Linked DNA regions of Homo sapiens: region 2 is linked to region 1. A link is a contact called in ENCODE Hi-C or POLR2A ChIA-PET data. All regions are on one chromosome and are shown on one strand. Each heading gives the region's core, a stretch centred on a gene start or an enhancer-like site at or near the end of the contact. The rest is flanking DNA. Distances are from core to core; before and after follow the strand shown.

Evidence for each region. A loop is a pair of places that touch in the nucleus more often than their neighbours do. ChIA-PET counts read pairs that join two places held with the same protein, here RNA polymerase II (POLR2A). Pooled maps may share reads with other maps.
Region 2: a loop to region 1 is called in a pooled map, with 5 times the contacts of the local background. The contact joins two enhancer-like sites. A Hi-C loop is called at or near these places in 3 of 168 maps with a recorded cell type or tissue (cardiac septum, endothelial cell of umbilical vein and psoas muscle) and 6 of 50 pooled maps. POLR2A ChIA-PET finds 5 or more read pairs at or near these places in 4 of 52 experiments (MCF 10A, Panc1, WTC11 and 1 more).

The regions. Positions count from the first base shown.
Region 1 is chr10:122,077,536-122,081,586 of GRCh38, forward strand. All of the region lies in intron 3 of TACC2 (transforming acidic coiled-coil containing protein 2), which reads left to right. Among named protein-coding and RNA genes, the nearest start is that of TACC2, 90 kb to the left of the region's middle. RefSeq lists an enhancer at 1-70. Within about 2 kb of position 1,721, at least 5 of the 41 ENCODE cell types and tissues checked have a DNase peak (open chromatin) inside an H3K27ac peak, as active enhancers do; they include psoas muscle, where a contact is called at or near this core.
Region 2 is chr10:122,139,066-122,143,116 of GRCh38, forward strand. The region is part of intron 6 of TACC2 (transforming acidic coiled-coil containing protein 2); the gene reads left to right. Among named protein-coding and RNA genes, the nearest start is that of BTBD16, 130 kb to the right of the region's middle. RefSeq lists enhancers at 2,089-2,383, 2,109-2,403. Within about 2 kb of position 1,691, at least 21 of the 41 ENCODE cell types and tissues checked have a DNase peak (open chromatin) inside an H3K27ac peak, as active enhancers do; they include psoas muscle, where a contact is called at or near this core.

The DNA.
Region 1 (4,051 bases), core at 471-2,970:
GCTTCATGCGGAATGAGGCAGGAGAGGGAGGTTGGGGCCACAACTGAGAGCAAAGCGAAGCCACAGTGGGGTGACAGGAGCAGACTTTGATTTCTAAGCTGTTGGTCTGGCCACAGCTGGCAGAACAGAATGAAGGGGGCCAGAGAGGATGGGAGAAGGGAATGCTGCACTTGTTCGGTGAGAGGCTGGTGCAGGCAGCCAGTACAAGGCAACGGGAGGCAGCGCCACAGGGCTCAATCTTGCTTTGCGTTACCGGCTCTTTGACCCTGGGTCCTGTCTTGAACTTCTTCGGGAAAATGTCCTTGTGTGTACAATGGGGCCACCCTTCTACCAGGCTGTTGTGTGGATTAAGCGCAATCGTAACTGAAAAGTGCCCAGGCCAGGCTCAGTGGCTCACTCCTGTAATCCCAACACTTTGGGAGGCCGAGGCGGGCAGATCACCTGAAGTCAGGAGTTAGAGACCAGCCTGGCCAATATGGTGAAATCCCATCTCTACTAAAAATACAAAAATTAGCCGGGCATGGTGGTGCACGCCTGTAGTCCAGGCCACTCGGGAGACTGAGGCAGGAGAATTGCTTGAACTCAGGAGGTGGAGGTTGCAGTAAGCTGAGATTGTGCCACTGCACTCCAGCCTGGGCGACAGAGCGAGACTCCATCTCCAAAAAAAAAAAAAAAAAAAAAAAAAAAAAGTGCCCAGAGGGTCTGGCCTGAGTCAGTGTTTAGTACATGGCAACTCTCTATCTTTACGGCTTTGCTTTATGGTTTTGCCGACTCCTGAAAACCTGGTCGTGCAGGGGCCATGTTTGTGTTTTCTGTAGCTGGCCTCCTTCCTCCCTTTAAGCATTGCATGTGTGTGTGTTTCCAGAACTATGCATTTAAGAACCCATCTGCATCCCCATCATCTGCTCAGACCTTGGTTGTGGCAGATGACCCCCTGCCAGCCCCTGCCCATGCTTCTCCCTTCACTGTGCTGTGTACATCTGGTCTGTGATGGAGGCTCTAGTCCCTGGGCCCTCCCTGACCTCCACACAGAGGCAGTGCCCCCAGAGGGTGAAAGGCTTCCATTCGGGGTGCTGGCCTGCGGATTCTGAGCAGAGGCTCTATCCCACACATTTCAACTCAATCTCGAAGCATAAAAGGATATTATGTAAGCTTCAACTAATGCACAGCCCTCAACAGATCAGTTCTTAGAATTTTTCCTGCCCTTAGGCAGATCTGCTCCTGGTGAGCAGCTTTAATCTGGCTTTAAAAATTACTTCTGATGGATAATCAAAGAGATTGCTGGTACCCAGCTTATGCTAAATAAACCAATGTCTGGGTTCTTATTTGGGAGGAGTTGTTGTGTGTCCCATACTCCATGGAAAATTTGTTCCTGGTTGCTTTCTGATAAGACCGCACAAGTTTACAAGATGCCAAAATATAATTTATCATCTTGTTCCAGATGGTAACGACTTCAGCCAGCCTGAAGGGAAGCCACATCCTTTCCTAAGTTGGCAGTTCCTGTCAGAGGCGTGGACAAGAAAGTGGCTTCGTTTCTTTCCAGCTTGATAAAGCCGACATAAATAGGAGCACTTCATTTCTGAATTACACACCATTACTCTTATCACATACTAAACTGTTTGACTTCAGTTAATGGGTGGGACATAATGAAATGTAAAGTGCTTGTTACAAGGAAAATTGCCAGGTCCAGATGCTGAGCAGCGAAGGGTGGGGGAGGAGGCATCGGGTTTCGTTCTGGACCTGGTGCTTTCCAGAAAGCCAGGCCAAGACACTTTATCCAAACCCCAAGTAGTTTTCCAGATGTCAGCCCACTCGGGCCAGGGCTCTCCATGGGCCCATCTGTCTTCCGTGACCATTTGTGAATCGGAGGGTTTTATATAATTTACCCTCTGAGTTTTCTCTTTTTTGGCCTACTCAGCTCTGCTTTTGGGTCAGAAAATGCAAATCTGGTTGAGACAGTAGCCAGCTCTCTTTTGGGTCCTCAGGCACCATTCCCATGTCCTATGTGCAGGAACAGGCATTAGATAAAGATGAGTGCAGGGGTGGTTCTGTGTACATGCCTCCTTCAGGGATGTCAAATGACGCCGCGTGTACTTCAGAGGTGAGGAGCAGGACAGAGAGGCTGGAATGGGGCTGGGGGAAGAGGCTCTTGCCTTCCTTGGAAGTTTTTATTCTGCATAGCAGAGTGAATAAGAAGATTGTGTCCAGTGGAATCAGATGTCCATGTTGAGATCCATGCTTAGCCTCTGTTCTCCAGGGTTCTCATCTGCAAATGGCATGGGTGGTACCCACCTTGCACAGCTGTTGGCAGGGCTAAATGAGATAATCCACACAAAGCACTGAGGCCTAGTGAATTTCATCTGTTATTATTTTCCCAACTTTTTGTTTTGGAAAAACTGAAACCTCAAAAATGTTGAAAGGATGGGACAGTAAATACCCACCTGTCTATGGTATTAGTCTGCTCGGGCTGCCATAAGAAAACACCACAACTTGAGTGACTTAAAATACAGAAATGTATTTTCTCCTGGTTCTGGAGGCTGGAAGTCCTGGTCAGGGTGCTGGTGGAGTTGGTTTCTGGTGAGGCCTTTCTTCCCAGCTTGCAGAAGACACCTGCTTTTGATGTTCTCACATAGCTTTTCCTTTGTGTATCTGCATTCCTGGTGTCTCTTCCTTTCCTTTTTTTTTTTTTGTTTTTTTTTTGTGTTTTTTTGTTTTGAGACAGAGTCTCACTCTGTTGCCCAGGCTGGAGTGCAGTGACATGTTCTCAGCTCACTGCAGCCTCAACCTCCAGCACTCAAGTGATCCTCCCACGTCAGCCTCCTGAGTAGCTGGGACTACAGGTGTGCACCACCATGCCCAGTTGATTTTCATATTTCTTTTTAGAGATGGAGTTTCGCCATGTTGCCCAGGCTGGTCTTGAACTCCTGAGCTCAAGTGATCTGCCTGCCTCAGCCTCCCAAAATGTTGGGATTACAGGTGTGAGCCATGCACCCGGCCTCTTCCTCTTCTTATAAAGAACACCAGTCCTATCAGATTAGGGCCTCACTACTATAACTTCACTTAATCCCAACTGCCTCCTTAAAGTGCCTGCCTCCAAATACAGTCACATTGGGGATTAGGGCTTCAACATATGGATTTGAGGGGGGCACAGTTCAGTTCATAGCACATATTTTAAAAATTTAACAATAATGCACTTCACCATCTCACTGTATGCATCCCTCATGTATGAATGCATGTGCACTGCCTGGTGTGGAAAACTGGAATTTTGGTAGCGGACATTGAGAGGAGAATCTTTCCACTAGCCCCCTCCAGAACGCTGTGGGCTTATGTGTGTGTGAATATGTGTGCATGTAACAAACAGTTACAAAAAGATTCCATAAATTTTCCTTTGATATTTCCCCTATAATAACTTTAAAGAAAATGGTAAAAGCTTTAGAAAAACCATACTTATGTTAACTTTGTCTTGAGGAATTTCTCTTGTTAATAGAATATATATGATCATAACAAGTATATAGAATCACAATTATGTAAAAATAACAAGAATTGTACCCCCAAACAATTGTGTAGGAAAAATCAGGAAATTCACTAGAACTCTGAAAGTGGCAAGCATGTAGCAGTATTTTTTCTGATTTTTTTTTCCTACATTTTCCACACTTTGTGTTGGCCACATATTATTTTTAAAATTAAAAATTGCACAGCATTGACTAGGCGTGGTGGCTCACGCCTGTAATCCCAGCACTTTGGGAGGCTGAGGCGGGCAGATCACGAGGTTAGGAGATCGAGACCATCCTGGCTAACATGGTGAGACCCCATCTCTACTAAAACTACAAAAAAAAAAAAAAATTAGCTGGGCGTGGTGGCGGGCTTCTGCAGTCCCAGCTACCCGGGAGGCTGAGGCAGGAGAATGGCGTGAACCCAGGAGGCAGAGCTTGCAGTGAGCCGAGATCGCACCACTGCACTCCAGCCTGGGTGACAGAGTGAGACTCCGTCTCAAAAAAAAAAAAAAAAAGGCACAGCATTAAAACTGTGTAGAATTGAGCAACATAGTCCA
Region 2 (4,051 bases), core at 441-2,940, 62 kb after region 1:
GACGATCCAAGCCAGACCAAAGCCTCGCCTATGGTTTTGGGATGGTGTTTATCACTTTTCCCTTGGTGAATATTTTCCTTCCTGCTTAAGTTTTGCTTGTGCCAAATTTGAAAATAACATCCCTCCTCTGAGCACGGGCTCTCTCTGTGAAGGTAAAGTGGATAGACGTGTGCCAGGGAAGAGCTGACCAGCCAGTTCAGGGTTAACTGCGCAGGAGCCCAGCGCCCGCTGGAAATCTGCAGATCAGCTTGTTTGGGGCTGCTCACGCTCTCACGTGAACTGGCTGGTGCTCGAATGCTGGTGGATCTCACCAACGACCAGAAATATCTGGATGTGCCTGCCTCGGAGCTTCCAGCCAATTCACAAGCACCTCTCAGCACCTTCTGATTTTGGCTTTGGGGCTTTTCAGTGGCTGCCTCTGAGAGACGCCTGTTCTATCTCCCATTGCTGAGTCTCATTTTATCAAGTCCCAGGCCTCCGTGGGACTGGCTGTCCAGCATTTGTATCAACCAAGCCTGGCTCTCCAAACCCACAATTTCACAGCACTTTCCTTTCTGCACTTTGCATCTCACCTTCAGCATGACCTGAGTCTTCGGCCTTAACGCTTGCCCTATTATGTGATCATGTGCACTTGGGAATTTCGGAAGAAAAAAATCAAGAGGCCTGGGAGGAAGGGCTGTTAGTGCTAAATGCCTTCCAGATGGTGATGTGAAATGGGAGATAAGATGCTGTCACCCATCTGGCCAACAGGACTGATGTGTTTGGCCTGCACCTTGGGGGCTGTTATCACCCTCCCGTGACAGCCTGGGCCACTCTGGTGTTTGTCCTTGCACAAGGGCTTAATTTGGCAGCTCCAGCCAATCTCTGAAATGAAATTTGCTATCAGTTCAGTGAGGGATCTGCCTAGCGGGACTCAAAAGCCCTGACCAGGGAATCAAAGGACAACAGCTGCTGACGGTGTCTCACTGCGGCCGGATCTGCAGGGCTGTCGGGCTGAATGTGAGCCCTGGAGCTGTGTGTGTGGCTGGAGACTGCAGCCGAATGGGCAGTGGGACCAGTTGTTGTTTGTGAGGACCTTAGCAAGGTGCTAACTCAGGGACAGCAAACTCTTCAGATCCATCGTCTCTGATCCATTGGTAATGGTTCTCTAGGGATCTGTGTTGCGATGGATTCTGAGGTCTTGTCTAGCTGGGCTTAGCAGGAAAGAACGCCTTGATCAATAAGTCATGGCTGTCTGCTGAAAGCGTGGTGGTTTATATGCTGTCAGCTCTGTCCTAAACAAAAAGAAATAGCAGGTTGAACTTAAATCAACATATCCTTCCTCTTCCAAAAATATAAACACTCTACATGAATTTGAATTCAGCTTCTTCGTTATTCCAATAAGGTTTGGAAAACACTGATTAACTCCTTAAATGGAAAAAGGCATCCCAGATGTTTAGCCCCAGGCTAGCTTTCCGCCAGAGGAAGACAGCAAGATAACTCTAGCAGGTGGAATGAGACTACAGAATGTGCGGACCCCATATCAGTGCCCTGCTCTCTCTGGGCTGGGTTTGGCAGCTGTCTGGAAGGTTCTGCAAAGGCCTGGGATTGGTCCTGGGCATTTGTTCAGGGCCCGACTTCCTGAGAACAATGTCTTTAAGAGGAGTCACTGCTGGTCACGGGAGGCTTGAACGCAGATGGGAGCTGACTGGGGTTGTTGGTGAGGAGCTGGCTGCCGGCTGCCCCTACCTGCTTACTCGCTTTGCTTGAGCAACATTGCCCTCTGGCAGCTCAGGGGGAGTTCAAGGGACCTTGACTAGGCTCCTGGAGGACCAGCTTCCGAATGCCGTGGAAAGTCAGGGAGGGCTTTACTCAGTGGAAGGACCTGATCAGAACTTGAGTTGGGTCATTCTGGTGGCTGTGGGGCCTTGGATCTGAGGGGACAAAACGGAAAGCAGGCACAGCAGGATAGCCCAGGAGTCCTGCTCAGAGAGGGCAGATTCCAGAAGGAGAAGGAGGTGACTCAGCAGGAAGGGGTGATGAGGGGCATGGGAATGAGAGAACTGGAAGTCAGTGCCAGGGCCTGGCGGGCTGATGGTGCCACTACCTTGCTGGGAAAATTGGGGGAGGAGGAGGAGGGTCAGGAGGGAAGAGGAGAAGTTCTGTTGGGCCCAGGAGGTGTCTGTGGGGGCCCATGTGTTAGCGCTTGGGCTTGGATGGTGAGTCACTGAGTGTTTCCTCGTGGGAGCCTGACCTCCTCGGCCCCTGGGTATGAGCCAACAGGCGGTGGAAGGAGGGGGGCGCCTTTCTTAAATGAGCTGTTGAGTCACACTTGTTTGATGCCTTTGGCTAACGGGACCCAGCCAGCGCAGGAAGGGTGTGGCCATGGCAGTTGGGACCAACAGAAGGAAGGGAGGAGGGAGCAGCCAGGTGGCCCCTCAGGAACAGGAGCAGCTGTGGGTGTTAAGGGCAGGCGGGGGAGCTTGGTGAGTGAGCCTTGGTTGTGCTGCCCCAGGGTGTTCTCAGAGATGGGGCAGGTGTAGCCTTGGGCATCTGCATCAGATCCCAGGGCTGTCAGCTGTCACAGAGCTGGCTTTGTTGTGATTAGCAGCGGGCCACAGATCTAAGGTAGCATCTCCCCCCCACCCGCCACTGTTTTCTAAGACAGAGATCCTTCCTTGCAGTTTGATAAACAGTACCCTTAAATCACAGAACCACAAACAATACCACCTTTCCACAATTTGCATTAAACTAAGTAAAATCTTGGTGGGATGTGTGTGGTGGAGGGGGGAGCACAGCAGTGTAATTTCTTGAGAAAGCGAAGTTAGACTAGTAGTTTGCGTTTGTAAGTGGTCCATTTGCCGATTATGAGTACATGTCAGCCTCCAAAGTGCAAAATAGCTCTCTTAAGGAGCTTAAATGCCTCTGGTAGTTTGCATTATTCATTTTGAGTCATTCTTTTACAAAATGATTAATTTTAGCCACTGCCCAAATTGTTGCAAATAATAGTTTGACAAAGGAGGCCAGTCACTCCATCTGTGAATCCACTTTGCTGTTTTGCTGGGTTTCCTCCAAGCACTTGTAATTTTTGTTCCCCCGTGGATTGGTCTGCTCTGGGCTTTCCTAGGTCGTTATTTCTTGGGCTCTGTTTTCCTCTGTGGAGCCCCGAGGGAGCAGGCAGCATGGGTTCCAGCCCTGGCTCTGCTCCCACACTTGGTTGCAGCCAGTTGGACACTTGGCGGTATCCCCTCTGCCTGCTGTGGGCGGCCTGGCCCAGGGTTGCGATCCTGCGGTGGATGTGGCAGATGTGGCCCCTGTCCTCGTGGAGCTCTGAGGCCAGGACGGTGAGGGGCTGGGAAGTGCCTGCTGGACCTGCAGAATCTGCTAAGCTGTGACCAGACTTATGGGCAAGACTGAGTCCTCTGTCCAGTGTACAGTGTGGGTGCCTATGGCAGCTGCCCTTCAGACCAGGGTGCTAGCCTGTCAGGTGGACCTCGAAGAGATGGAGTGAGCAGACATAGCAGCCCAGAGGCCCACGCACCCTGGACTCCTGCAATCTGGGAGCTCCCTGGAGGTGTTTACCCGCAGAGGGAAGCAGTGATCCCTCACTGCAAGGGCTGTGACGCCACAAACCCCAGCTACCACCTCAGGCTGGGTTTCAGGCCGTCTGTGCTGAGTCTTGTATTCCAGCCTGGCTACCCCAAGACACCTTCAGCCTGGCCAGTCCCACTGTGGACCAGAGCAGGGATGGCTGGAGAGGCTGGGAGGGTACCACCCTGAAAGCTGTTCCCAGGCTTTAGTCTGTGGAGGCCGTTGCTAGCCTTGCTTTTTGCCAGTGGGGAAAATCAGAACCTCTTCTGCACTGCAAGCCTGTGCCTTTTGGCTTTTGTGGGGAGTGGTCTCCAGTGCTACCCCCGGAGGCCCCGCACGCTGTGGTTCCCTGGCTGTCCAGCAGGGGGCACTCGTTCCCTACTCGAGGGCCACACTCCGTCTCTGAAACTCATTCCTCCCCCAGGACACGGGTGGCCCAACTGGTCCCGGGGCAGGTTCCCGAATTTCCCATCATCCTTTT